Regions from separate parts of the Homo sapiens genome. Here region 2 is linked to region 1. The links are chromatin contacts, found by Hi-C or POLR2A ChIA-PET in ENCODE. All regions are on one chromosome and are shown on one strand. Each heading gives the region's core, a stretch centred on a gene start or an enhancer-like site at or near the end of the contact. The rest is flanking DNA. Distances are from core to core; before and after follow the strand shown.

Region 1 (2,804 bases), core at 28-2,527:
CTGAAGTGCAGTTAGATGTTAGTGAAAACCAAGATAGAATCTTTCCTCATATATGTTCACAAATCCCCTGGATTTTATCCGTGGTCTTGCCAGACCGTGTGGTGTCTTTTTCCATGTCCCCAAGCAGGATGACATAGTCTGCAGCATTTGCTTCTGGACCTGGTTCCGTGGAGACACCCAAGACTGGGCATCCCATTGTGTGCATGCACCTTTGTCTGGATATGAGAAAGAAGAGGAAGAGGAGGAGAAGGAAGGAAATGAAGAGGGAAGAAGGAAAGAAGGGAAGAAAAAGGGAGAGTGATAGAAGAGACTGTGGGGTCCTCCCCTCTTCACTTCATCAGCAAGGGGCCAGGAGGCAAGGACGGTAGGTTCAACTTGTCCATGACCTTCAGACCCAGACAGACCGCAGGTCCAGGGGCATCCCCGCACAGGCCATTAGGACCCGACCTCCACCAAAGTGTCGGAAGGAAACTTCACAAAGCTCCTCTGCAGCCAGACATTCTTTTCCAAGCCCACCTGACAGTCTCTGCCCCAGGGTCAGCTCCTGACATGGAGTGTCCTTGGTATGAGGCCCGCAGCCCCATCTGAGCCCACCTCCAAGCCTCCTCTGCTCTGTGTAGAGCCAGTGAAAGGGAACCTGAACAGAATGTGGACCACAGCCAGGGGAGGAGAGAAAAGCCCTTGGAAAGCACTAAATACTCTCCTTGTTCCAAAAGCCCCAAGGACAGCAGAATTATCTGGAAAATGAATTCCCAAAAATTGATTCATGGAGGGGAAAAAGAATTTTTCCTATGATTCTTCCTTCAATTTAAAATTTCTAGGCAAGTACACATTGCAGCCACATAATACACCCTTTCCCCATTAATAATCGTGATTTTCAGAAGAGAGGGTCATTTTTCCTGTTATTGTTGGTCACACCTGCCAGTAAACAAGCTGTGTGTGCTGTGTGGGGGTCAGGGCAGAGCATTCAGACTCTAAAAGCTAGACCCCGCGTGTCCATGACCTTGGGCTTGCCCAGCTGGACGGGTTTCCATGCACTCCACATCTGGATTCCAAGAACAGACTGACATACAATGTTCCAGAGCAGACTGATGTGGATGAGGATGCCCCATCAGAGAAAACATGGCCCATTCTCTCCCAAAGGCTAAATTTTTTAAAAAGAGGATAAATAATTACAAGCTACTTTTGCAATGTTTCTATAACAAAAGTGGGATTTGTAAATCTCTGAATTGTTCAAGGAGGCTTGTCCGCAACCCCCCTGAGTCATGACAGGAAAGGAATTATTTATAGCCCAGGACAGTTTGTTTACATACTTGCCTAGTTCCTGGGCAGAGTCCTTCCTCCACCTGCACAGTAAAAGTTGCTCATCAAAAATAGAAAATTATTGCTTCCTTTTCAACTTTCCCTGAAAGCACTGAGAAGAGGAAGGGGGAACACAAAATATATTTTTACTAAAGGGTTCTTTCCTCTCCAACTAAAATCTTATCCAAATGTTGCTTCCTTAATCCCCAGAAGGAAACAAAAATCCTGAGCTCTTTTGTAGAATGATTAGAGACAAAGTCCTGAGACTCCACACCTGATTGTCCCCAAGTCCCAGGGGGGTTTCTGAAACTGCCTAGGAGATGCTACGGGGGGCTGTGAGAATGTAAAGGAGCCCACCACCCAAGCTGGGGACCTTGAGACCGGCCTCTCTTTCATCCAGACCAGCCCTGCCTTTATCTGTTGTGCACAATGGCATTTAGACTGCTTCCACTGGTAAACTGGAGTTTGAAAGTGACAGGAATGGTTGATCAAGCAGGCCCTTGGGGCTCTCAGATGAATGCACCATTCTGTCACTTTGTCCTGTATGGTTGCCATCCATACAGAGAACACTGGGCTGAGCAGCCTCCTGCCCAGCCTGCTGGAGATGCCGTATCCACATTAGGGTGAGACCTAGAGGCACTAGGGGCAGCAGGAGGGAAGGGGGAAACCTGTTCCTTCCTGAGAGTTGTAATCTCCTTATAGAGAGAGATGATCCAGAGAGGGAGCTGGCGGGGTGGCATGCAGCTATGAAGGTGCTGAGCTGGCAAGAAAGCAGCCACGCAAAAGGTGGCACGGAGGGCAGGAAGCCTCAGCAACACAGAATAGGCAAAAGCCAGGACAGCTCCTCTGGGACCAGGGCAACTGGACATGCTCCAGGTAATGCAGGTAATGCAGGTAACGCAGCTGAGTGGGCACCAAAAGGCAAGAGCCATGTTAGGGAAGAGATCAGGTTGGTCAAATACACCACAGGCTGCTAAAAAGGGAGCTCTATTACTAAGCGTTAATCATAAGATTGGAGAGATTGTTGAGAAGTACTTCACACTTGAAGAAGACATCTTCAGGAGAAAATGAAAGGAAAATGTGGGTGGGGAGAAAGATCAGGTTATTCTATTTATTTCCAACTGGGTAATATGGTATATATGACACATACACAGATAGATAGTTGGATGGATATATATATATATCATAACGAAAAAGATCATCTCTCATATGAAGGTCTTGAGCCAGGACCCACATGCACCACACTCAAATATTATACCATGAATTTCCACAGACCAAAATCTTTAAAGCACCTACAACTGGAATTTTCTTAGACTAAAATAATTTGGCTAGGTAACAGAATTCAGCTACTTGCAAGAGTCAAAGGGGGACACGTTGTTTTATAAATTAACTAGAAACATTTCTTGAGCCAAACTAGAGATGGAGTTATTGACACAACCGGAGGGCAGAGCTCACCAAGGGCACCGAGACTGGCCGCTACTTAGCTCACCTAGGACCTCCCA
Region 2 (2,700 bases), core at 181-2,680, 93 kb after region 1:
CCCTCATGCTCCCACTCTGTTCTCCTCACTGACCTGGCCACAGGCTCTTCCACCCCAAAGGAACCCATAGTATCTCAGGAGCTCTGCCCTGAGCAGTCTCCTGCTAGGGAGGGCTGGGAAACAGGCCCTCACCGCCAGAGCATGCGACACAGCCTGTGAGATGGTGACAGTGGGTCCGGCTTTTTCGCTCAAGTTGACCAGGGCTTATGCTCCTGCAATGCCAGGTCAAAAGCACAGCCACCAAGTTCTCCTCCAAAGGCCCGACTCCTTTGGAACTCACTTCCTGGGGGGGTCAGAACAGAGTGTACCCCTACCCCGAGTCCTGGCACAGGGACACGGCCATATAACCTGGAGACTCTTCCTGCTACAGCCAGGAAGGCACCTCCTGCCACCAGGAGCCGGGGCTGGAGAGGGCTGGGCTGCCTGCCTGGCTCACACCAGGGGTGGTGTGGCTAGGAAGGAAGAGGGGAATCTCAGGCCTGTCTGGAGCACCTTGGGGATGGAGTCATAGGGGAGGGTCTAGACAGTGGCTATTCATTGCTTCTCCTTCCGGCGCTGCAGAAACTTCCTCCTCAGTCTGAGTTGGGCAGGGCCCACTCGCGTCCGCCTTCGAATCCCTTTCCTGCTGGTCAAAGGCAACCCCTCTGACTCTACCAGAGAGGGCCGGAAATCCAGCTGCCCACAACATATCCTGCCATGGCCTCCACAGAGCGCATGGAGCCCGGGGAGGCTGAACAGGAAAGGCAGAAGTGAGATCCCATCCCACCAGGACAGCAGATTCGGTGCCTTGCATGATGGCAGCTGACTGTGGTGGGTGCGTCATTTCAGGGGCCCACAATGGGCCTTTGGTGCCTCCCAGGAGCCCAAGGTGGCAGTGACTGCACACAGCCAGCTAAGAACGTGTCTGTCTGTGATGTGGTACCCACCAGGCAGGGATGTGGGGCTGAGGCACAGTCTCTGCTCCTTTGTGCAGGGGTGGGACTGCCTGATAGATGTGTTTTTCCCACTGCCCCCACTCTAGCCAACAGCCCGGAGAAGGGGAAGTTTGACGTCACTCATCCCCCACGGATGGCAGTAGCCAGAAGGCAGGGGCCCTGGGGCCACCAAAGGCAAAAGCCCACCAACAGACCCTTGGTTATGATGAGGGTCAAGTGGAGCACATCTTACCAGTGTGTCCCAGAGACCCACGCTCCTCCCAAGATAACACCCAGACTGAGAGCCCACTTCACCTACCCCAGCTTCTCTCAGGGACTCCAATCTGGGACTCTTGGGGTTGGGAGGCTGCATCCTCTGCTGTGGTGGGCCCAGGCTCGGGTCTCACAGGTGCTCCAGACCCATCCTCCTTCCCCCCAGAGCCAGGATGGGGATCCAAAAAGCCAGGAAAGCCAGGGACAGGAACAGGGAAGCCACCGGGAGGAGAAAGGAAAGACAGAGGGGCGGAGACCAGCAGCTGCTCTTTGAATGAAGAGAAAGCATTTCAGGCAGCCAAACAGAATGTCAGCAAACCTCAGAAGTAATTCACTCCCCCAAGCCCAGACTTATGGGGTTCCCACTGGTGCACCAGGCGCGGGCCAGGCCGACCCGGAACATTCAGTACAAATGCTGGGCTGCCAGCTCGTCCCTAAAATAAGACTCCAGCTGTTGGCCATGGAACTGCTTGGAAAGTAGAGCTCCCTGGGACAGGAAAGGAGCCCTGCAGGGCAGAGAAGCAAAGCTGGGGGAAGTGAGGCCTGCTCCCCTGTGGCAGAGGTTGGATGCGAGAGCCGTGTGACTGCTGCCAAGAGCTGCTGGCGTGCGGCCCCGGGGTAGCTGCAGGAAGGCACGCTGACGCTGGAGCCATCCTGCCATTCCCACAACAGTTTCTTCTGAAATCGACATCCTTCTTTTCCTGCACTTTGACCCCCACCTGATCTTGGCAAGGGTCTTTGGGCCACACAAGGCAGGCTAGTGTAGGGGTCCCTTTCCCCCTTCTTCAACATCCTGGCCCTTGAAGGAGTGAAGCTGGGGCCCCAGGAGCCACACTGCGGGGACCAGTCCCTGAGCAGGCAAGCAGGCTAATTCACATGGGCTGCAGAGGAAGGTGAGGGAGGCAAGGAGCAGGCCCAGATTCCTCAGCAGGGCTGAAAATATCCATTAGTGATGAACCAAGCTCACACTTCCGGGCGAGTATGAGTGCAGGGGTATTAAATGTCATGAGATGCTTTGAAACGAAAAAGAAGTTAACTTGAGACTTCTGCCTCTGTGTTGCCATCCATGTACAGAGGAAGTAAGACGCTAGCAGGTCCTCCAAGAGGGTATCCACCTGTACCTCATTCCTCCACCCCACACTATTGGGTGAATATGTAACAAGCGCACTTCTTGCTCTCATCAACGAAACAATGAATATTTGTGAGTCTTTCCTACAAGGCCAGCACTGTCCTAAGCACTTTCTCTGCATTTCCTTCTTTGAGCCTCATGGTAATCCTAAGAGGTAAGCACTGTTATTATCCTCGCTGTGCAGATGAAGAAACTGAGGCAGGGAGACGTGACATAGCTAGTCCCAGGCCAGGCAGCTGGTAATAGGGGTCTGGCTGGAGACTCTGTGTCGTCTGCCTTGCCCATGCTACCCCAGGTGGTGGCAGCTGCTCAGAGCCATCCACACAGTGCACACTTGCCAGTTCATTCTATGGAGCCCACACTTCTCCACGAGGAATGAAGAGG

Evidence for each region. Hi-C counts contacts between places; a loop is a spot of excess contacts on that map. ChIA-PET counts read pairs that join two places held with the same protein, here RNA polymerase II (POLR2A). Pooled maps may share reads with other maps.
Region 2: a pooled map shows a loop between it and region 1 (2.3-fold over the local background). The contact joins the promoter of LINC03062 here to the enhancer-like site in region 1. A Hi-C loop is called at or near these places in 5 of 168 maps with a recorded cell type or tissue (Caco-2, Right ventricle myocardium inferior, esophagus muscularis mucosa and 2 more) and 8 of 50 pooled maps. POLR2A ChIA-PET finds 5 or more read pairs at or near these places in 2 of 52 experiments (IMR-90 and activated CD4-positive, alpha-beta T cell).

The regions. Positions count from the first base shown.
Region 1 is chr9:89,730,969-89,733,772 of GRCh38, reverse strand. No RefSeq gene overlaps it. Among named protein-coding and RNA genes, the nearest start is that of LINC03062, 93 kb to the right of the region's middle. Within about 2 kb of position 1,277, at least 3 of the 41 ENCODE cell types and tissues checked have a DNase peak (open chromatin) inside an H3K27ac peak, as active enhancers do.
Region 2 is chr9:89,638,513-89,641,212 of GRCh38, reverse strand. It overlaps LINC03062 (long intergenic non-protein coding RNA 3062), which reads right to left and starts at 1,430. Exons shown (of 6, transcript NR_024280.1): 1 at 1,234-1,430. RefSeq lists an enhancer at 1,118-1,687.